Regions from separate parts of the Homo sapiens genome. Here all the other regions are linked to region 3. The links are chromatin loops, found by intact Hi-C in ENCODE. Cell type or tissue: OCI-LY7. All regions are shown on one strand. Links, peaks and the distances in the headings refer to the core of each region. The heading gives the core; the rest is flanking DNA. Region 1 overlaps TENT4A (terminal nucleotidyltransferase 4A). Region 2 overlaps SRD5A1 (steroid 5 alpha-reductase 1). Region 3 has its middle 150 kb from the start of LINC02145.

The links. Peaks named below come from ENCODE experiments on the same cell type or tissue, not always from the same donor. Only the 100,000 strongest peaks of a DNase experiment are listed, where the experiment ranks them.
Region 1: a loop joins it to region 3, with 3 times the contacts of the local background. A loop is called at or near these places in 1 of 110 quality-filtered maps.
Region 2: it touches region 3 in a loop (2.9-fold over the local background); 1 of 110 quality-filtered maps calls a loop at or near these places.

The regions. Positions count from the first base shown.
Region 1 is chr5:6,727,448-6,735,011 of GRCh38, reverse strand. All of the region lies in intron 1 of TENT4A (terminal nucleotidyltransferase 4A), which reads right to left. Among named protein-coding and RNA genes, the nearest start is that of TENT4A, 18 kb to the right of the region's middle. In OCI-LY7, for the core only: CTCF peaks have their summits at 6,126 and 6,335; DNase peaks (open chromatin) are centred at 5,351, 6,341 and 6,811; H3K4me3 peaks cover 2,067 bases; H3K27ac peaks cover 2,714 bases.
Region 2 is chr5:6,649,421-6,654,420 of GRCh38, reverse strand. It overlaps SRD5A1 (steroid 5 alpha-reductase 1), which reads right to left. Exons shown (of 5, transcript NM_001047.4): 2 at 2,413-2,579. Among named protein-coding and RNA genes, the nearest start is that of SRD5A1, 18 kb to the right of the region's middle. RefSeq lists enhancers at 4,198-4,889, 4,890-5,000. In OCI-LY7, for the core only: no CTCF peak of the experiment used is centred there; a DNase peak (open chromatin) is centred at 2,250; H3K4me3 peaks cover 1,637 bases; H3K27ac peaks cover 1,867 bases.
Region 3 is chr5:6,181,972-6,193,089 of GRCh38, reverse strand. No RefSeq gene overlaps it. Among named protein-coding and RNA genes, the nearest start is that of LINC02145, 150 kb to the left of the region's middle. In OCI-LY7, for the core only: CTCF peaks have their summits at 5,880 and 6,081; DNase peaks (open chromatin) are centred at 4,559, 5,039 and 5,359; H3K4me3 peaks cover 2,089 bases; H3K27ac peaks cover 2,225 bases.

The DNA of each region.
Region 1 (7,564 bases), core at 2,565-7,564, 540 kb before region 3:
GTGCAGCCACATTCACCACCCTCAGGGGCATCCCCTACTATCAAGAGATGCTCAACACTCCAGGAAAGGAAGAGCACGGAGATAACACCTGCTGCAGTCTGCCTTAGACACACAAAATCAGCGTAACATGGCATCCGTTTTTGTCAAATGTCTGTTCCCTTGCACAGGGAGAAGAGGGGGTGGCCTGGTATTCCTCCCCTAAATCAGGAGAGATTAATGGCGAGGCATGGCCTGCCCATGCTCCTAGCAGAAGTGGTGCTCAGGGGAACACTGTCCTCCTGACCTTGGCATTGTGTCCAAACAGTAAGCTGCACTAATAACCACACCTGTCTGAAATCTGTAATAAAATGCACCTAAAAGTGAGCAACTGCTGTAACAAATATTAGATAATAAGAGACAGGAATAATTTTGTTTTGCCTTCTCAGAATAGAATGGAAACTGCCGGGGGCCCGGCCATCCATGCCTCTTGGATGACGGAGTCAGACAAGAAGGCTCTGGCGAAGTGCCCCACTGGCCCTTCTTCAAGGAGAGCAGGGACCAGCAAGGTGCCGCACGACTCCAGGACTGCCCACGAGGCAGTGTGAGACTGGTGGCGGCCGTGGGACAGTGCCAACCATCATCATTACATCCTCTGGGCTGGCCTGAAAAGCCCCCAGCCTGCCTTCTGCTTGGCTCTTTGTGAGGCCCTCAGAGGGCGAGGGTTGGGGGCCAGGCAGCAAGGCGGAACACTGACCAAACTGAGAAAAAGTGCACAGTAAGAGTAGCCCAACAAAACCCACGTGAGGGCACCGCCCAGCCGTGCCCACCCAGCGGCCTCCCTGGCCCTTCGGCCTCCCTGCAACCGCATGACTCTGGAGGCCATCTGTGGATGGACGCAACAGCGCACTGCTCCGTCTCCGGTGCCCAGAACAGCGCTTGCCTGTGCATGGAATCAATCAATCAAGTTTTGCTAAGATATTTTGCTGACCTTGTCATTGCTGATGTACACTCTCTACGACATCTAAAATTAACATTCTGAAAATATTTTACCTCTGCAATGAATAATTTGATTTGTTAGCAGAAACCATTTAAATCGCCAACTATCCCTTTAAAAATGTAAACATTTTTACATTTTTTGGATTATCTCATTCAATACTAACACTGCCAGGACTTTTCACTGCCTTAGGAAGCTGTGCACATACCTTCACAGATAAGCCCTGCCGACCACAGGCCACGCCGCCAGCGCAAACTACAACATACCTCCTTTACTCATCTATGACTTCAAATACTGAATATGCCCGCTGGTTCAATTCTCCAAAAAGTCTGCCACAGAAGTACATCAATGAAAAGTTTTAATCATTTCTCCTCAACAAAATAGAAATAAGTTTAGTCTTATGTTCTCACATACCAAACCTCCAGGGAATTTACAGCTGGCAGGACGTCTGCATAAAAACCACACTAAAGTCTCCTATCCACAGACCCGTCATCAATATCTTTTAAAGCTCAATTTCAGTTCTGCTCACTAGTGTTCAGTCTCCAAATCGAAGAAATTTCTATGCATTGATCATAATAGAATAAATCCCTCTACAGTGGATCACAAAGGTGGCATCTCAGAACCAGGAGGACACAGTGAGAGCCCTAGGCAGCCCTGGGGCCCTGCTGCCCCCCAGGCATGCCATCATTCCCCTCCCCATGAGAAAGGCTGGCGGCACGCCGGGAAGCAGTGCCAGCCAAGAGGCGGCCTGACCATCCTCCCCTGCAGCCTCAGGCGGCCAGTGAGACCTGGGAAGTGCCTGGGAGGGCTTTCCCAGGAGGCTTCTTAGGGAGGAGTTGGCACACAGCCCTCTGGCCTCACCCCCTACTCCTGACACATTAGGCTGGCACTCTCCAGCTTGGGGCTGTGAGTGGCCCAGGAAACTCCTATATGATACACATCTCATTCTCAGCTGAGGAGCTAAACGGACAAACTGAGGTGGGGCCAAAGGACACAACGCCAGGAACACTGCCCCCAGAACCGGAAGCAGAGCTTCCAACTGCTCCGTGGTGACTTCTAGCCTCGTCTTAGATTCTGTCACCATTTTGAGTTGGCTGTGGTGTAGAAAAGAAGTAGGATCTATAAATGAAGCAAGCCTCTGATGCTTGTCTCTGTGAAGTGAAATCCTGGGACATTAGCAAGGCTCCAGCCCCACAGAGAGCAGGGTCAGCTTCCCGATCCATTGCCACGGAGCAAACTCTTAATGATTCATTTCCTAGTTATCTTAAGAAAAAAGGAAATGGTGACAGCAGAGGTTTTTTTTAGTGAATTTTTATTTTAGTCAGGAAACTACTCGAAAACAGAATTCTGAAGCATTATTTCCTAGTGTGCTTTACTAAAAATTAGAGAATAAAGTTCATTGAAAAACAACAAAAGATCACTCTCGTTTACAATCACTGCCTTGCAAGAGTCCAAACCCATCGAAAGGTAATGACTGACTTCTCAATTTAGTAAATTCCCGATTTTCTGCTTTTAGTACTGAAAAGCAAGATCAGCAATGTTTTTGTATTTTAGTATCTGGTATATGCTTGCTGTATGTATTTATGAGACCCAACTTACTGAGCTATTTTAAGAGCAAAAGAAGGATCCTACAGTTAGAGAACAAAACTATATTATTCCATAGCTAATAAAGCTATTGATGACAACAGGTGACCCATTTAGGGGACGATTTTCAGCTTTAGAAGCTGAGCTAATGGGATTAACTGGTTTTCAAGCTTGTAAATGTGAATTAAAGCCAAAGCCAGGGAGGACTGGCTGGTTTTGAAGCTGGGGCCAAAGAGGTGAAGCAAGCCCACCCGTGCACTGCCTCACCCAGGCAGGCGCTTTGTATCTCTCCCAGGGCAGAGCTGGCTCCTCCCCCATCTCAGCCCCAAGGCTCTGCCCTGCCTTCCCCAAAAGTCACAATTTCTAAGTTGTTCAAAGGTGACTTCTTTGTAGTCAACCCAAGGACAGGCAGCTGCACTGCAGTAGGTAAAGGGCAAAGGAACTAAAGGGCAAAAAAGGCAAAGGTCATAGCCCAGAAGCCAGGACAGCGTATGTAAAATAAAACACTTTAGAAAGAACAGTGGGGCTGGAAGAAGCACACCAAACACTTCATAACGCAGGTCTCTGGGTGGGGAACATACAGGAACATACTATGGGCTTGTCTAGGACATTCTCCTAGACTTTAAATCCAGTAGCTTCTTTTAAGCAAAGTGATGGTCAAAGGTCAGATTTCACTGGATGTTTAAGGGAAAGGAAACGTCACGAAAATGAACATGCCCTCCTCCTCCAATCTGGTTACAAGAAGTTTCAAGCCAGGAGTTTTGGCCCAGGCCTGCAGTCCAGCTAGTCAGGAGGCTGATGTGGGAGGATAGGCTGACAGCCCAGGATTCGAAGCTACAGTGAGTGGTGATTACACCACTGCACTCTAGTCTGGGCAACAGTGCAAGACCCCATCTCAAAAAAAAAAAAAAAGTTTCAGCACCTTAAACCCACTGAATATGAGGACCTGCACTCTGAAGAACAGGTGCTTCCAGTCTTCCCAACTCACTGAAATTTCCCAACTCTCAACACTCAGGTCTACAGTTCTGTCCATGTTAATTATGTGCCTCAGTTTACCTTTAACACCCCGTTAATCTCATCAATCCTGAATTCTAGGGAAAAAGTGATTTGACAAACTGCATGTGAGTTCAGTTCCCAGTCTTTTCCATTACAACGTAAAATGCGACAGAAAATACTGGAAACTCATTAACTGTGAATTTATTCTCTTCCTCTCCTCCTCCAACTCTTCCTTCAAAACCCTTAAAACTAGTGGTTTCTCAGAAATCGAAGTTCCCTCACTTCAGCTCCACAATGTTCACTATGCATTTTTGCCCAAAAAAACAATACCTTAGTGAAAATATTTGGAGTTAACCCTGCAATTTTGTAGATTTTATAACATGCTTTGATACGATTACACCAAAACAACAACTGATTCAGACACTACTACATCGCACTGATAGGGTCTGGATTAATATTTAACTTTAACTAGGAAGAGTGGGTTGTAAGCAAATCACAAGTAAAGCATAATGAGGGAATGACTGCATTGCTTCTATTTTGAGGGATCAATGATCCTCTTTAAAGTATCCATTTACTGATACAGTTAATAAGCTAATTATAAATCATTTTTATTTATTTTTGATTATGTTACAAGGCAACTAATACCTGCACAAATTAGAAAACTCAGAAGCAGGACTTCAAGGCTTTTTTTTTTTTTTTTTTTAAATTAAGGCTCGAAAGAAGGAAAAGGACTGAAACTATAAATGAAACCCTTCATGTTTCTAGGGCTGCCAGTCAGCTGCTTTTAGTGCCTGCCTCAGTTCCGCCCACTCTGGGCAGGGAGGGACCTATCGATGTGCCTATCTTTCTACACAGGGGCTGTGAATGAAGCTGCAGGCTCACGTGTAAGGGGAAGGCCAGGCAAGGACCCAGGACAGTCTGCTGCAGAGGAAAGGGGCACCTGACAGCTACCGACAGAGGAGGAGGGCGCACTCCCCTGGAGGAGGAGCAGGAGCTGTGAGCCTCCTGAGACAGCCAATGCTAACTCGGTGAAAAAGGTTAAGACCGACTAACATTCACAAAACAGCCAAGGCATAAGGGCTCTGCAGCTTAGGAATCAATGCGGAACTCAGATCTACATGAATTCCACTCAGCAAATGTAAGCCTTTTTTCCCCTTCCCTCCCACATCTCTCCTGGGATGAGCCACATAGGATCCTGGAGCAGGTGATGTCCCAGGGCCAGTCAGAACCTCACCGGAGTGTGAGCAGAGGTGCCTTTGTGGGTGCTGGGGGGTGCAACACTTTCACCCTAGTAAAGCAAACCCAAGCACGCTGCAAATGCTGCAAATGCCATGCAAGGTCCTGGGGCCACTCCGGGGGGGGGCGGAGAAACAACATTATCTTCTCTTCCCCTCAGAACAGAAAGTAAGAAAGGGCTTAGGTACCAGAAGCCTGTAATAATTAAGCTACAGAAAAAATACTTAACTTGGGAATCTGCATTGGTTCTAAGCCCACTGCTAAAGAAGAAAATGAGGCACCAGACCAGGATGAAGCCCTGCCATCTCACAAACTGAGTGGGCAGATACTCCAGCAGTGGGGCCAGAACTACTCAGAACCACCCCACACCACAGGTACCACCCGGAGCAAACCCAGGGGAGGCACCCCACCTGCTTAACATGTCCTCAACCCAGCTCAGCACACACACACAAAAAAACCACCAAGGGGTTCAGTCTCCTAATACTGGAGTCTGAAACAACCCACAGTGCAATCAAGGGCCCACAGACTCTGAAAGAGATTAAGGAGAGGCCAAGAAGGCACTTCCTGAGCCACATCTGCTGGCTCCGATCCACCTGCCACCCAGCCTGGCAGTGCAGCCACAGCACAACTGCTGACTACCGCAGGGCAGCTCTGGGTGCTCCGAGGGAACCGCGCCTGCTGTGAAACTGCGTGACTGCGCCTGGAAGCTAGTGCAAGCCTTGCTTGCTAGCTCAAGCAGCTGATCACTTTTGAAATGAAAACAGCTATACTTTCTGTTGTCTTTCCAGATATCCTTACACTGGATGAAAGATAAGTGAGCATCATCTTTTGGGGCAACAATACAGAATAAAAGCCAAGAGGCTAAAAACATTAATATCCTGGGACACTACACAATATCCACATTACTAACATTTGCACTAGATCCTCCCAAATAATAGTCTTTGAGGCAAATATTACTATTTTCATTTTGTAGATGACAAAACTAAGTATTCATTAGACATATGGTAACTGGCCCAAGACCATACACAACCAGGACTGAAGTCTTCATCTTGAAGTCTGAGCCACTGAGCTGGAAGCCACACTCAGGAAGGAACCCAACACAGAAACAGGCCAGTCCTTTCCTAAAGAGTGAAAAGATGTAAATATAACTCCAATTATTCAGAAAATTGTGTACATCTATCTATACAATATTTTAAAGTTGTTTAAAAGAGCTTTTTAAGGACAGGAGGAAATGCTTACCTAGCATTTTTTTAAAATACGAAATGATACATTTGCTACATATTTAAAGCACCATTAAAAGTGACAAGAAATATGCTCAAATGTTAACAATGGAAAAATTATAGGTAGTTTCTGTATTTTCCAAATTTTCTTCAATAAGTCATCATTGCTTTTATAATCCTAATAAAGGAAATGTAATAATTTCAGTTTTACTAATTCATACTGCAAGGGTCAAAGAGCAGACATCACTGTGCCCGTCTTAAGTCTTCTGTAAGAATCTGGTATCCCCCAGCCTTTACACTAAAGTCACACCAGCAGGGGCTCCCTCTGGGCTCTGCCGCCCAGCACCACAGGCCCTCATGCTGCTGACGCTGTGTCAGCTCCTAGCCCCGCATGGCTAAAAGGCCCCTGCGGCCATGAAGTTCTGGGTCTGGTTTAGAAAGTTATCCCATACCCTAGACTGCAGCAGTACACGTCCCTGCCCTGCCAAAGGCAAGGCCCCTGAAAAAGCTATCCTACAAGTCCGAAAACCCTCCAGATGAGCTTTGTGAGGAAGGCGTTCTCCCAAGTGCCCCAACCACACCAGTAAGGCCAACCAGGCTCTCTCCATCATGCCAGCTCTCAGAGGCACCGCTGCCAGGGGGCTGTGCTGAGTGGAATTCTGAGGCTACATTACATAGCCTTAGTAAAAAAAACTGTTACTATTCATTGGTGATGAATACTCATTAGCTGACATTCACCATCTTCCTGCTGTGACCAGACACTCACTGTATGACATGCTTCACTGAGTCTGATGAAACCGCCGTCACCCCATTCTACAGACAGCTCAGAGGCAAAGCACCTGCCTACACCTCACGGGCGCCGTGAGACCCCAGGCAGCAGCTGCAGCTCTGCAGCCCCTGCCCTCCGTACAGTCAACCCCTTGAGGCCCCCGCCAAGATGACAGAAAACAACTATTCGAGAAAGGACTATACAAAAGGCTGGAAATCACCAATTACACAAAGTAAGTATGAGCGAGTGAGAGAGAGGGAGACAGAGAAAAGAACTCACTGGATCCAAAGATGTAAGCCAATATTAAAGCACAGCAAGCAGATGGGATTCGTGGTCTGCAGCTATTTACCGTGAGCCTCTGCACAGCATACCCTGGCTGATACAGACAGCAGAGCTGTGGGCAGGATGATGAGATGTGGCCCCTACTCTCACTGAGTTTATATGGGAGGGACAGGGGGCATGATGGGGAAGATAAGTAGCCAAAATAAACCAAAAAGTTGCTATGCAGAAATTTAAACTGGCAACCACGGCTGTGAACTTTAGGTTGGTCAGGGAGAGCCTCCCTGATACCAAGTGGCTGGTACTGAGGCTGAGATGGGAAAGGTAACGAGCAGCCAGTTACGGAAAGACAAGGGGACAGCACTCTGGCACAATGGACAGCAGGACAGGGCCCCCAGGTGGGATGGACTAAGAGGGCACCAAAGGCACCAGCACAGCCCAAGCAGCGGAGTCTAAGACCAGGCCTGAGTGTACCCGTCTCCATGGGCCAGCTACAGAGCAGAGAGT
Region 2 (5,000 bases), core at 1-5,000, 470 kb before region 3:
TCTTTCTATAAAATATTTTAGATTAACCACTTTTGCTGTTTTGAAAAACCTTTTGTTAGAAATTTGCTGGGCATGGTGGCTCACACCTGTAATCCCACCACTTTGGGAGGCTGAGGCGGGTGAATCACCTGAGGTCAGGAGTCCAAGACCAGTCTGGCCAACATGATGAAACCCTGTCTTTACTAAAAAAAATAAAAAAAATTAGTTGGGCATAGTGGCATGCACCTATAGTCCCAGCTACTCGGGAGGCTGAGGCAGGAGAATCTCTTGAACTCAGGAGGCAGAGGTTGCAGTGAGCCGAGATTGCACCTCTGCACTCCAGCCTGGGCGATAGAGAAACTCCATCTCAAAAAAAAAAATATATTATTATTATTTGCTTATTACTTCATGGTAACTACAGTAGGCATAATTACTTATTTATGTAATTTCACGTCTGTTTCCTCACAAAAACAATAAACTCTAGGCAATAAATATAACACACAAAAGGTAACCTAGATTGTCTTCCACTTGGCATATTTTTTCCTTTTCAAATCCTTCTGTTTAATTGTAGAGAAGTCAAGAGGTCTGTCTACAATTGATTGGTGTTTGGAATCTCTGACCAGCTTCACAGTCACCTCTACGTGATGCGAACCATCTGCGGAGCTACTTTAAACAGGAGGGTTCTTCTGTTGTTGTTCACCATAGAGGTGAGTCCCATGAGACTCTCTGGCAAACATTTAAAATCTGTATCTTTAGTTAAAAAGAAAAAAAGAAAGAAATTCCCCTTCCTCTTATTCCTTGTTACCACTTGCGGAAGCTCAGCTTGGTGAGGTGGTGGAAATCACCGCTCTGCCATTCACTGCGTCTAGATGTCTTGGGCCAGCTGTGTAACTCTTCTGACCTTTCACATCTTAGGGACATCCTTTCTGCCTCAGAGAACATGGGGAGGCATAAATCGTGTGATCTGCACAGGAACTCAAAAGCCTGTTCTTCCTCTTGACAGGTAGGGCAGAAGAAAATAAAGTAGTCAAAAAGCAGGTAAACCAAGAAGATATTTGGGGGTAGTGTACAACAGTTTAGTACCAAAGAATTTAGTCTAGCATTTCATGGAGGCACAGACTCTGGAGCTAGAAAAGGATCTTGAAACGCCTTCTCAGCCAACCCTCCTTTTGTAGAGGAGGGACAGGTGTCTCACTGTAACGATCCTCAGGTATGATGAAACCTTGGAATAAAATTCTAATTCACCAACAAAAAACATGGCTGAGAAATGTGAAAGGGATCTCTCAGCAACAAAGTACTATCCAAGTGTTAGTTTATTTCTATGATTATAAATTAATACACATGGAGAAAAAGCACAATGCAATGTAAGGTCACTTTATGTAGCTTAAGGTGAAGCACTGCAGGGTAGTTTGCAAATCTGACAGACTGACTTCAGACTTTTAGCATGCTACCATTGTAAGCAACACCTCAGTATGGTTTAATATCTAAATGCTAGGATAGACTAAACAAATATATAGAAGAACCTTTCTTATATATAAGATCCCTGAGTTTTTTTTTTTTTTTTTTTTGAGACAGAGTCTCACTCTGTCACCCAGGCTGGAACGCAGTGGCACAATCATGGCTTACTGCAGCCTTGATCTCCTGGCCTCAGGTGATCCTCCCACCTCAGTGCCTCTGAGTAAGCTGGGACCATGGTGCGTGTCACCATGCCCAGCTACGTTTTTGTATTTTTTGTAGAGCTGGAGTTTCGCCATGTTGCCCAGGCTGGTCTTGAACTCCTGGATTCAAGTCATCTGCCCACCTCAGCCTCCCAAAGTGCTAGGATTACAGTGTGAGCCACTGCACCCAGCCAGAGTGTTAATTTTTAATGCTCTTGCAAATATTTTTGATGGCTGTTTTATTTTCATTTTTGCTTAGAACTTAAAAAGTTATAATTAGAGGTTGAAAATGTACATTAATTCACATTAACTGATACAAATAAAAAAATTCAACAACTTCATAGACCTAAAAGTTGATTCAAGTTCATAGAATCACAGAAGCTGCACTGTAGGAAGCTAACCCAGTCTGGGTTTTCCTCATGTCATGGAAGGAACCGCAGGAGATTATGTGGTCAATGAGTGGCCAAAGGGTCTCAATCTTTAGTCCCTGCTCATTCTGCTACAGCCCACTGCTATTTTTGGGTTCTTGGCCTGACCAGGCACCTGTGCTTCAGTGCCTGCCCGTGCGGGGGAAGGTGCCCAGCACCTGCGTCACCTCTCTGCCCCCAGCTGTGCTGAGACAGCTGGGCTCTCCCATGGGACTCCGGGGTGCTGCTGCTTTCTCTGTTGTCTTTGTTCTCACAGGAAGCTTGGACTTTCTCATTAGAAACCACTGGGACATCAATATAAAAGCAATGATGTGAACAAGGCGGAGTTCACTGCTGTGGACACTCACCTATTAGAAAACGGGGATCTGTTACCCAGTCATCAGCATACACTGCACAATGGCTCAAGTATCTGCTTTGCAAATAGCCGTTACAGGTACAGAACATAATCGCCATTGTACACGCCAACAGTGGCATAGGCTTTCCTCCTCGCATCAGAAATGGGTAAATTAAGCACCTTAGGAAACAAGAAACAGGCACAATTTTTTAAAAAATTAAAGATAATCATTTCTGTAATCCTATCTTAAATGATTTGGGTTTTAAATCTTACTTTCTTGTACAAATGTCATCCTCAGTAACATTTATACTAATTTATTATATCTAAGCTAAAAGTGGATTTTGATTTTAATTTTATTTTTTGAGACAGGTTCTTGCTGTGTTGCCCAGGCTGCAGTACAGTGGCTTGATCATGGCTCACTGCGGCCTTGAGCTCCAGGGCTTAAGCGATCTTCCTGTCCCAGCCTCTCGAGTAGCTGGGACTACAAGCATGTGCCACCACACTTATTATTATTATTATTATTATTTTGTAGAGACCAAGTCTCAATCTGTTGCTCAGGCTGGTCTCAAACTTCGACCTCAAGTGATCTTCCTGCCTTGTTGTCCCAAAATGTTGGGATTATAGGCGTGAGCCACTGTATCCAGCCAAAAAGCAGATTTTTCAATAAAGCATTACCACGTTTCAATCATGTTTACCACAGTGTACAAACTCCAGATTCTACTTACATGCAATATAAAACAGAATACACTGAATTTGAGAAAACTAGGGGCTTCAAGAGGCTCTCAAGATTTCCACTATCCTAAAACCATTAACTAGTCCTAGTCTAAGTAATAAGATTTGGAACACATCATCACATCATCCATCACCATTGCAATGGCTTCCATTCACTGAGCACTTTCACCTGCTAGCCCCACCCCCAATTCCCCCAGCAACTCCTTGCCCCCAGCTCAGCTAACCAGGCAGAGGCACTCTTATCCACATTTGATAGAGGATAAAATTAAGACTCAGAGTGGTAAAGTAAGTTGCTCAAGGCCACAAGCTAGTGAGTGGCTGAGCTTAAATGTAAATCGGGGCAATTGAAAGATCATGTTCATTCTCAGTAAACTATCACAAGAACAAAAAACCAAACACCGCATATTCTCACTCATAGGTGGGAATTGAACAATGAGATCACATGGACACAGGAAGGGGAACATCACACTCTGGGGACTGTTGTGGGGTGGGGGGGAGGGGGGAGGGATAGCATTGGGAGATATACCTAATGCTAGATGACGAGTTAGTGGGTGCAGCACACCAGCATGGCACATGTATACATATGTAACTAACCTGCACAATGTGCACATGTACCCTAAAACTTAAAGTATAATTAAAAAAAAAAAAAGAAAGATCACGTTCTGTTGTACCACACTGGCTTAGGTGCATTTTACTAAAGGTTTAAGGAGTTAAAATAAAAGGACAAGAAATTAGAAAATTATAAAGAGAATGCAAAATGTTATTCTCTGTTTGAATTTTCTTTTTAATATAAGTGTATAACACATTGAAAGAGGGGACATCACTACATATCCTACAGACCTTAAGAGGATAATAAGGAACTCTTTTTTTTTTTTTTTCAAGACAGGGTCTTGCTCTGTCACTCAGGCTAGAGTGCAGTGGGGCAATCATGGCTCACTGCAGCCTCAACATCCTAGGCTCAAGTGATCCTCCTGCCTCAGCTTCCTGAGTAGCTGGGACCTCAGGCACACACCACCACACCTGGTTAATTTAAAAACTTTTTTTTGTAGAGACAGGGTCTCTCTATGTCTGATCTCTAGTCTGGTCTTGAACTCCTGGGCTCACGTGATCCACTCAGATAATAAGGAACTATTATGAACAACCTTATACCAATAAATTTAACAACTTGATGAAATAGACAAAGTCCTTGAAAGACACAGATGACCAAAACTGACCCGAGAAGAAAGAAAGACAACATGAATAGCACTGTTACCAATGAAATAAATCCAATTTAGACTTATGAAATTCTAGAAAAGGCAAAATGAGACTCAGGGGAGAGGATTAACCACAAAGATTAACTTTCCCTTTTTGGGCAATATTACTGCTCTCTATATATTAATAGATTGTGAAGGGTGGGCGGGCAAGATGGCTGAATAGGAACAGCTCCGGTCTTGCAGCTCCCAGCGAGATCGACACAGAAGGTGGGTGATTCCTGCATTTCCAACTGAGGTAACTGGCTTATCTCACTGGGACTGGTTGGACAGTGGGTGCAGCCCACGGAGGGCGAGCCGAAGCAGGGTGGGGCATCGCCTCACCCAGGAAGTGCAAGGGGTCAAGGGATTTCCCTTTCCTAGCCAAGGGAAGCCATGAGAGACTGTACCAGGAGGAACGGTGCATTCTGGCCCAGACACTGCGCTTTTCTCATAGTCTTCGCAACCAGCAGACCATTCTCTCCAGTGCCTGGCTCAGTGGGTCCCATGCCGATGGAGCCCAGAAAGCTAAGATCCACTGGCTTGAAATTCTCGCTGCTCCAGAGCAGTTTGAGGTTGACCTGGGATGCTAGAGCTTGGTGGGGGGAGGGGCATCCACCACTGCTGAGGCTTAAGTAGA
Region 3 (11,118 bases), core at 3,732-8,731:
TGAATCCTCTAGGAAGCAGAATTGCCTGTCAGGAGGGTCCACGGGAGGCTGGTTTTTCATTAGAAATCTTATTGTGTGATTGGACCCGTGACCTGTACATGAGTTACTTAGGGAACACATCCAAATTCTTTTCAAAATCCTGGTCAAAATGTGACATTTCTCAAAGTCCACATTGATAATTAAATAGACATTATTTTTAGAGCAATTTTAGGCCCAGAAAAACTGAGCAGAAAATGCTGAATTCCCATGTACTCCCTTCCCATGCCCACTGTTTTCCCTGTGATGAACATCTTGCCTTGGTACATTTGTTACAATCAATAAGCCAATACTGATATATTATTATTAATTAAAGTCTAAATTTGCCTTACAGTTCACTCTTTGTGTTATATATTCTATGTTTTTATTTTCAAATGCATAATAGCATGTTGCACCATTATAGTATTACACAGAATAGTTTCAGTGCCCTAAAAACTTTTTAAAAACCAAATTTATTAACTTTTAAAAGCATCTCTTGATGTCCAATTTCCATAATATTGTGCCTAATCTTCTCTCTTCGCCCAGTTTTTATTGGTTCTTTATTTTCACATTGTCAAGGCTGATAACATTTATAGTCTACTTTGAAATTACTTTTTATTTTTATCAGTTAGTATAAGAAGTTGAAAATCTTTACAGAGCATACACTATTATGACTTTGAAAGCTCATGCCCTGCGGAATCAGGTGTTATGCTAATCTTATGTTTCCTTCTTTACAGGTCCTGGGTCATGACTCTGGCATGACCCTGGTTACTAGGTGGAGAATGTTTCTAGCATCAATAGCAACTGAATTTTATTTTCTTATTTTATTCAGTTCCTCATAATTGTGTTTCATTTTTATTTGCTACCTATTTTGAGCTTGATTTTATTGTACAGGTTCTTTATTTTTATATATTTTCTAGTTATCTTTTTTATTCTTGTCAAAAGAGAATGTCACTTTTACACTGTGTCTCTGATATCATCTATTCTGTTTTTCTGAAAGACCTACTGTAAGCACAATCACTGCGCTTCTAGTTTAGATGGGTAGCTTTCTAGATTAACTGTAGCACTTTTGTTCTGCAGTTTCCTCATGAGATTAGAGTCATTCTTCTTGAACTTGCTGTCTTTCTCTTTCCTGATATTATCCTTCTTTGACTGGAGTAAATCCTCAAATAACTTTCTAAGAAAAAGCATGGACACTTTTTGAGTTTTTGCATTTCTGAATCTATATTTATTTTCTTTGAAGCTGAGTTGGTAAGTTGATTGGATTTAGAATTCTAGACTCAAAGGAAAATATCAGGAGTTGTTGCTGAGAAGTCTGATGCTGGTCTCATTAGTATGCTTTATAGGAAATCTGCTCTCTTTCTCTAGCAGCTGTTAGACTCTCTGGATTCTTGGTGTGCTAAAATTGTACAAGATGTCTTAAATGAACTATTTTTTATTCATTCATTTTTATGCTGCTTAGTAGATTCCTTTAGGCTTTTGATTTATCAGTTATGGTCTCAGCAGAAAACAGATGTCTACTCAACATAGGATAATTTGTAAAGAATTTATTTATGTTAACATTTGTATGGCATATGGTTATATGCATATTCTTAACACTGCCACACTGATGATAATCATTTGAATCAACTCCACAGTTGCGTTATGATAAGAAGTCTTTGACGATTATCCTTGAGTATTGACTTTTTTAACATTCGTATGATTAATATTTTTAAAGTAATTTTTATTGTGTATATTTAAATCCTTTTAAAAATCTATATGTATCTCAGAACTTCATGTTGAAAGATATTTAAATTTGCAAAGTGTAGGCAGAAGTGGGAGACCAGAGAGGATAGTGCAGGACCCTGCGGTATGATAACCAAGCTCCATTAACACCCCAGACCATAGAGAAGCCACTCTGAGGAAGCCTGGAGAGGGGCTCAGCCTGCCAGCTGCAAGCCTGCAGGGAGAGGCTGCAGGAAGAACCCTGATCTCTGATCTCTGTCTTCTCCCCTTCTGTAGCAGCTGCTGCCCATTGGCTAAGCCCAGCTGGAAGCCAGAGGGCAGAGTCGAGGTCCATGTGAGCCTGACTCCCGGGGCGTTGAGTGGAGTGGAGAAGGGTAGAGAATGGATCTGAAGTGGCGAGCAGGAGCCAGCCAGCCCGGAAGATGAGTTCTTAGCTGTGCAACAGAGCTAGCCATTTTTCTTTGAGTTTTTGCCTCTTGGTTTTCCTGTTTTTCTCTTTCCGGAATCAGTTGAATGTTGAAGTCCTTGATGTCTCTTGTACTTTTCTTCTGTTTGTCCTTTTGCTCCCTGTTCTGGGAAATTTCCCAACCTTCTATTAAATTCTTTCCCCCACCGCCCCCACGAGACGGAGCTTCGCTCTTTCGCCGAGGCTGGAGTGAAATGGTGCGATCTCAGCTCACCGCAACTTCTGCCCCCCAGGTTCAAGCAATTCTCCTGCCTCAGCCTCTGGAGTAGCTGGGATTACAGGTGTGCACCACCATGCCCGGCTAATTTTTGTATTTTTAGTAGAGATGGGGTTTCACCATCTTGGCTAGGCTGGTCTTGAACTTCTGACCTCAGGCGATCCATCTGCCTTGGCCTCCCAAAGTGCTGGGATTACAGGCATGAGGCACCGTGCCTGGCCTATTAAATTATTTAATTTAGGAAAACATATGTTTTACTTCCAAGAGTTCTTAGTCTCTGTTCTCTTTTCATTGCAAACTATTCTTCTTTTAAAAAAGAAATCATTGGTTTTTCACTTACTGACTTATAACCTACTATATGCCAGACACTGTTTTAAGCCCTAGAGCTCTACTAAGGAGCAAATCCACTGCTGTCGTGGAGCTGAGATGTCATCTGTGGGCTGACCCATAGCAAATGAACAAGTAAATCAATACTTGGTATGTCACCATGTAGTGCTGAGTTCTATGGGGACAAGATGCAGGTAAGGTGGCTCGGGAAAGGCAGGACTGACGGGAGATTGGGGAAGGGTTGTTATTTTATAAAGTGCAGACAGGAAAGGCCTTGCTGATATGGTGACTTTGGGATGTAGATCTGAAGGAAGGGAAGGAGCCAGCCATGATGATATGTTTGCTGGATGCAGTAATTTGTCAAATCACTTTGAAGAGTTTCATCAAGGTCTTTTGTTTTGTTTTGTTTTGTTTTGATCTTCCCCGAGATATCACATCCCCCACACCTCTCTCAAAGGTCGGTTGAATTATCAGTTTCTCTTACGTGTCCCATTTCTTTCATTCTGATGGTTTTCTTCACATGCTGCCTGATCCTGCAGTCTAATCATTTTAAGAATGGCTGGGTGGGTTAATATATCTAGAAATTGGGTGTAGGTTTCCTCTGCTGTTGTGAGTGGAGAGCTAACTCCTGAATATGGAACCCCTGGAGAGTCTTGGGTATATAGAGGAGGCCTGTTGCTGGACAGGACTTACCTAAGTGTCAATGAGTGGGTGGCTGGCTTTTGGGAAAAGGTTTACTACATCTGTCTATCCATCCACTTGTCCATCTAACCATTTGCCTGACCATCCATCCATCCATCCATCCATCCATCCATCTCTCCATCCTTCTTTCTTGCCTTCCACCCATATAATCGATTTATTTTTCCTGGAGAAAAGTCTGAGATGTTGGAGCTCTGTGTTCACCAAAATAGACTTTCAGTACCTCCATCCTCCCACCCTGTTTTTGGCTCCTCTTCCACCTCCACCCACTATCTGCCATCTATGGGTCTAGAGCTTCTCTTAGGTTCTGTGCACAACAATTTATCTTCCCCTTCCAGGGCATGGTGTGAAATTTGAAGCCAGGTCTCCTGGGTACCCATCCTGACTTCCACACTTATCAGCCTTAGGATCTTGGGCAAGTCACGTAACCTCTTGGGCAAGTCACGTAACCTCTCGGCGCCTCAGCCTCCTCAACTGCAAGTGGAAATGATGATAGCACTGATCTCAGGTTGTTGTGAGCCTCGATGTGAGAATGTGAGTCGAGGGTTTATCACTGGGCTGGACACCTGATCCTCACTCGGTGCATGTTACCTGATATCATGGTGCTCCAATTATTATTATTAATCACTGGGCTGGACACCCAATCCTCACTCGGTGCACATTACCTGATATCACGGTCCTCCAATCATTATTATTATTGCAGTTATTTTTCTTATCCTCTGCTCTATGCTTTTTCAGTGAAATTTTGGCTGTAATGTTTTATTTTGTTTTATCACTTTTTAAGCTTCCTGGAATTTGTTGAAATCTCTCATTTGTCAATGAACTCTTCTTTTTCTCTTTGCCATTATGAGTTTATTCCTCTGTTATTCTCTTTTGTTCTTTTCTGTTCTTAGTCTCTGTCTCTGGTAATCATTTTGCTCTCATTTTATTGGTGTCTCATTAGCAGGGGAGACACAAAAGTGAGTGCTTGATCTTTTCCTCTATTTATTTTTTGACAGTTCAAAACCACCTAAGATGACTGGGTCCATTCTATTCAAAAGATAGGATAGCAGCTTCTTTGTGGTGGGCGCTGGGCTCTTTCACTTCCGGCTCAGCTGTTTCATGAGTGGTCTCGCTCCGCCGGTCAGAGCTTTGTGTAGGTGTCTCCTTGCATCTGCTCTCTCTTCGGGGCCTGCAGATCATAGAAATTTATTTTCATGTCTCTCTCAGGGACCCCAGAGCATGTCACACAGCATGACCTTTTCACTACTAAGTAGAAGGGTAAATTACATTATTAACTGACCCTCCACAAGCACTGTGTCTGTACTAAGGAATAGCAGGTAACAGGTGATGGTTTGCTGGGTTCACTGTGATCTCAGGTACACGTCAAGGACTTGCTTTTCCAGTGGGGGAGAATTGTGTTGTGGCAAATCAGGAGCACTGAGTCACTCCCTATTCCACAACTTTTAGCTGAAAAATGGGAACAGCCACTCTTGCTACTGGTTTGCAAAATATTTGTGAGGTTTAATGAAAGAGAAGCAAGTTTTCTTTTCAAGCGTGCTCAGTGTTGTGTCACAGCCACACTGGATGTAAAAATACATGAATAAAACTCAGGCTGTTTCTGACCATGACTGAGCCTTCCTCCTCCACAACCCTTCATGGTGACTGTCAGTAACAGGCAAACCAACCTGATGTTTTCTCATTAATCTTTGAAATGTTTTCTCTGCTAAGGGTCAACAAGGAGCTAAATGAGAGAAAAGATAAGAAGGAAAACAAAAAAATAATAATAAACTACATAATTAAAAACTAAAGAAAACACACCAGTGGCTTCTGAACAATCAGAGTAGCAGTGTGAGGACAGTGTCACCTCCCCAGCTGCCTCTGTCCCTCATCCTCCCCTAGAGACCTTGCCTTCATGTGGGCTCCCAGGGGACGTGGTTCTTTGACCTCTCCTCATGGTGAGCGTGAGTTTGCCCTCCCTTGTGTGCCAGCAGTGGGTTGTCCAGGTGCATGTTTGTCATTGGACCCCCATGCAGGGTATTTATGTTGCTTTAGTTCTTATTGTCCAGTCATGCACTGGTTTTGTGGAGATGATCTTCTTCCGTGAATCCGATGGTTGCTGGGGAAAGATGGAACTTGAAAGATGGAAGTCTTCACAGAGTTTCCCTGAATAGTAGGAAAAAACAAAACAACTGGCTGTTTCCTCCTGCTATACTCTTAACACAGATCACTTCTGGTGGGGTGGGTTTTTTTTCTCCACACCAAGTAATTCTCCAGTGGACACCCACTGGGTGTCCTACAATTCAATTCAACTCTGACACTAACCAGAGTTCCCACAAACCCCACAGGTTAAGGGCTCAGTCCTAAAAGACTGCTTCCACTTCAGACACCAATAACAAGTACCAGATTGTGTCCTATGATTATGACCAACCAGCTATAAATCAGGGTCTCCATGACCCCCTCCTTGGATAATTTGATAGGACAGCTTACAGAACTTGGGAAATGCTAACATTAACCAGTTTACTAGACAAAAAAAGGATACAGATGAACAGTTGGATGGAAGAAAGGCACAGGGCAGAGTTTGTGGGAAGGGGTGCACGGCTCCCATGTCCCTCTGAATGTGCTGCCCTCTAGGTACCCCTATGTCTTCGTCAATCTGCAATCTCTCCAAACTCCATAGTTTTGAGATTTTAATGGAGGCTGCATCACAAGGACATGATGCCTTACTAACTCCATTTCCAGCTCCTTTCCCTCACTGGAGAATGGGAGTTGTGGCTGAAAGTCCCAAGCTTCTAATCATGGGTTGGTATTTCTGGTGACCCGCTGCCATCCAGAAGCCCACCAAGAGTTGCCTCACTAGAAAAAAAAGATGCTCCTGTCACCCAGGAAATTACAAAGGTCTTAGGAACTCTGTGTCAGGAGCCAGAGTCAAAGACCAAATATTACAACAAAGATGTTCCTAACTCCCCTATTGCTTAAGAAAATTCCAAGGGTTTTAAAAGCTCAGTGCCAGGAACCAGAGTTGGAGACCTATGTATGAATATAAATATATTTTTTATTGTTTCACATCCCCAGTCAGACAAATCATAAAGCAGAAAGGAGTGTGTGCATCTGCTTTGTATTTGTTACCTATTCTTGGGTGACAAAGTGCCCCAAAACTTTGTAGCTTAAAACAACAATGACCATTTATTGTCTCTCCCCGCTTCTGTGATCAGAAATTCAGGAGTAGTTTGGCTGTGACATTCTGGCTCAGAGTCTTCCATGAAATTAGAGCCAGACAATCACTGTGAGGAAGTCATCCCAAAAGCTTCTTTGCTTGCATGGGTGGTGCCTGGGTGAGGGACATCCCCAAGCTGGGCTCTTTGGCCATCAGTGGTCTCTCCATGTGGTCTCTGCAGCACAGCAGGGATGGATTCCCTAGGAGGTGGCTCAGGGCTTCAAAGCCACCTTCCCTGACAGAGAGAGAGAGCCAAAGAGACAGGGAGAGACAGGAGTGTCCAGTCGAATACATCGCCTTTCCTGACCTGGCCTCAGAGGCACACAGTGCCACTTCTGCCACAGTTTATTTTCAAAGGCATCTGCATAAACACCCGGGTACAAGGAGGGTGAAGAGAAGCCTCCAGCTCTTGATGAAAGAGGAGGTTTTGAAGGAGTGCATGGGGCAGGAACCATCACTGTGGCTTTTGTTGGAAAGTAGAACCCACCACACGCCTTCTCTTCAGGTAGAAGCCACCACGCACCTGCTCTTCAGGTAGAAACCACCTCACGCCTTCTCTTCAGGTAGAATCCACCACACACCTGCTCTTCAGGTAGAAACCACCACACACCTTCTCTTCAGGTAGAATCCACCACACACCTGCTCTTCAGGTAGAAACCACCACACACCTGCTCTTCAGGTAGAAACCACCTCACGCCTTCTCTTCAGGTGGAAACCACCTTACGCCTTCTTTTCAGGTAGAAACCACCTTATGCCTTCTCTTCAGGTAGAATCCACCACACACTTTCTCTTCAGGTAAAATCCACCACGCACCTGCTCTTCAGGTAGAATCTACCTCATGCCTTCTCTTCAGGTAGAAACCACCTCACACCTACTCTTCAGGTCTTTTTACTTTTTCTTTGATGACAATGGTAACCTTCCCTTAAAATGGATGGCCACTCTCCCCTGCTTACTGTAATCACATGTGCCTTGTCATCTCTCAGTCCCACTAGGGTAGCAACCTTGGTACATGACTTGGGACCTGATACTGTTCGTCCCACTATTATTAATAGATGACTTTAGGCAGCTCACTGAAGTGGGGCCAGCTTTTCCCTCTCTAAAATTGTAATGAAAATGCCCATTGTGGGCCGGGCACTGTGGCTCACGCCTGTAATCCTAGCATTTTGGAAGGCTGAGGCAGGAGAATCACTTGAACGCAGGAGTTCAAGACCAGCCTGGGCAACATGGTAAGACCCCATCTCTACAAAAATTTCAAAGTTAGTCAGGCATGGTGGCTCGTGCCTGTAGTCCCAGCTACTGGGGAGGCTGAGGTGGGAGGACCACTTGAGTCCAGAGGTTGCAGTGAGGTATGAGCACACCACTGCACTCCAGACTAGGTGACAGAGGGAGACGCTATCAAAAAAAAAAAAAAAAAAAAGAAGGAAAATGCCCATTCTGGGCACCTGGCCAGAAAGACCTGTGACATCTTAGGACCCAGGGGAGAAGAGAAACACCACATGTGAACAAACGCTCTTAACATATCTCCAAGTTTCAAGGTAATGTCGGTCCTATGGTCTGAATCCCTAAGTCCTTCCTCAGGAGAGGTGCACAGGCTGTCACCTGGTTGTCTGTTCCAGCCAGGGGCGCACAATGGACAAGGCATTGGTTCAGGTGCTATCTGGAAGTCAGCTATTTGGAAAATATGGAATCAGGGCATCCACTTGAAGCCCACCATCCTCTGGATTGGCTGCAATATCTGGGCCTACCCTTCTTGGGACTGGCCCCAGTACCTGGGCCCTGAGCATTTTGCAGCCACACTCTCTGACCCCTTGTGGCTCTGGAGGCCCCTCCCAGGCTCTTTGTGCTGATATGACTTGGGCCAGAGCCCAGGGTTTCAGGATGAAGACTGAGGTTGGGAGGGGAAGGGATTGGAGAAGGAAGAAGAAGGGATGAAATCCCAGCTGTGAGAGGAGAGATGAGAGGCAGCAGCATAAGGACATCCTTTGTGGCCAGGCAGGAGATGAGTGGCACTTTGATGGCTGGTCACAGGGAGGAGGTTGGTCCATAGAAGCATGCCCGAAACTGCTTTTGATCGACCACACTGAAGAGGACGAGCATGTGCTGCCAGGGCCACCTCCCATGGGCGCAGCTTCTGACTGTGAGGAGGACACTCAGGAGCCTGGGCGGCAGGGATGTCAGCCTCTGGCCTTGAGGTGGGTCCCACTGACTACTGGAGACCCTTGAGTGAGAGGTGACAGGGGAAGCAGATGAGAGGCCTCTCTGCCTGCTCAGACACCTGCCAGGTGGGGTCCTGAGGGGTATGAGGGGATGAGGCTGGCTGCCTCCTCTCCTGTTCCTTGTCTGGCTGCAGGAGGGCCCCATGCCATCAGTCACCAGCTAGGGGTCATGTCCTTGTCGGGACGTTCTGGAAAGAGCAGGATTTCATGGCTCTGTCTGGCCAGAAGCTTCAGTTTCCAATTACTGGGGCTTGATTAACTCTCCAGGTAAGAGGGGACCCTTGTTGCACCACTGTCCATCCTCAGGGCCCTCTGCGATTGTTGGTATCCCAGGAGGTGGTCACCTTACAAAAGGGATCTCCACATCTCAGGGCAGTTCCCAAGTTGTAAACACAAAGAGCGCTGCCCTGGGAGGAGCCCACGTGAAGAGGATCTGGGAACTGGTTTCCAGCGACCATGTCTGGGTGTTTTCCCCTTTCACAGCAATCTTCCATGCCAAATTTTGAGATTTACCGTACGAAAAGGTGGTAATCTGATGCAGTCACACTCCTTCCCCTTGCGTGTCCTCTGTGCGACGCTGATGTGATAACCTTGCTTCTACAGTGGTTCCTTGCAGTGTGACTCAGAAATCCTGGCCAGTAGGGTTTACCTCCCGGGCAGCAATGCCACACTCCCACAGCTGTAGAGGACACCAGCAGGATGTGATGTTGACTCTAAGAGGTTTCAACCCAAACTAGACACTGGGGAGGAAAAGACATAGTGCTGAATATTTGTTTCTGTCATATTTTGGAAATTAAAAAAAAAACACATTATGAATACACACATACACATAAGTTATTGTCATGTTTTTACTTTATTTATAGAGTAATTGGTAAAGAGGACACGTGATAGTTCTTGTTTCTAATTACTTTTCCATGCAATTTCCATGGAGCATAGTCATTCACATTTATTTGTCTTTATTTATTATTTTTTTTGAGACAGAGTCTCAGTCTGTTGCCCAGGCTGGAGTATAATGGTGAGATCTCTGCTCACTGCAACCTCCGCCTCCCGGGATCAAGCAATTCTCCTGCCTCAGCCTCCCAAGTAGCTGGGATTACAGGTGCCTGCCACCATGCCTGGCTAATTTTTGTATTTTCAGTAGAGAGGGGGTTTCACCATGGTGGCCAGGCTGGTCTTGAACTCCTGACCTCAGGTGATCCACCCACCTCGGCCTCCCAAAGTGCTGGGATTACAGGCGTGAACCACGGCACTGGCCTATTTATCTTTATTTTTAAGTCTTCAAGGATGAGCTCTCTCGGAGATGAAGAAAGGTAACCAGGAGAGTAGCCGACCTGCAGCCAGGGGCTTCATCATCTCTTCTCACTCCTGTCAGAGTGGGAGGACAGGGTGTGAAGGCTGACCTGGGGACAAGGTCCTCCCAGGGCAGTGGGTTACCATCCCATTGATTCGGACCTCACCTGAGCCCATTCCTTGAAGCCAGAGATTTGCAGTTTTTCAAAAAGCCAAAACAAACCAAGGTCCCAGGCTCAGCAGCACTTTCTCCATCTCGGGAATGTGGGCATCCTTACTTGCTCTGCCACCTGAGCTTGGCGTGGGGTGCAGGTGGTGAGCCATTTCTCCAGATGCCACGGGGAAGCCTGGCGAGCTGGTTGCTTAAGGTGACCAGGGCTGGCGCCCATCCGCTGTGACCACTCGTGACGGCGCGGGACTCCCAGAGGGGTGGGGGCCTCGGGGACCCTGAGGGAATGGCGGCATGGTCGGAGGCTGGGGCAGGAGCGTCCAGGTGTTGATGATATGGGAGGCAGCTTTGAGAGCGTGGGGTGTGGTGTTTGGTCAGCTTTTATAGCTCATGTTGGGAGAGCCTCCCGGGCATCCGGGGCGATTTCATGCTAAGTCTCCCTCACGTCGGCAGGGGCCACGCAGCCAGCGATCAGTCTCCACCATCCACAGCCTCAGGAGGTCAGATCGTGGCCGCTGAGAAGGCCTGGAGAAGGGCAGGATGGGCGTTTTGTTTGGAGGGTAGGTTGTGCCTCGCTGAGGGTCTCTGCTGGCTCTGGACTCCATCTCCGTCTAGGTCGGGTGTCTTCAGAGGACAGCATCTGCACTTCTCAAAACAAGTTGGTCACGCTCACACCTGAGCCCAGCTTCTGTCACCTTCTGCACTTTTCCGAGCCTCGCTCTGTCTGTCTCTCTGCGGAGAGGAGTGAGGCGGCTCTGCACCTGAATTCACCACAATCGCTCCGTCGTAAGGTACAGT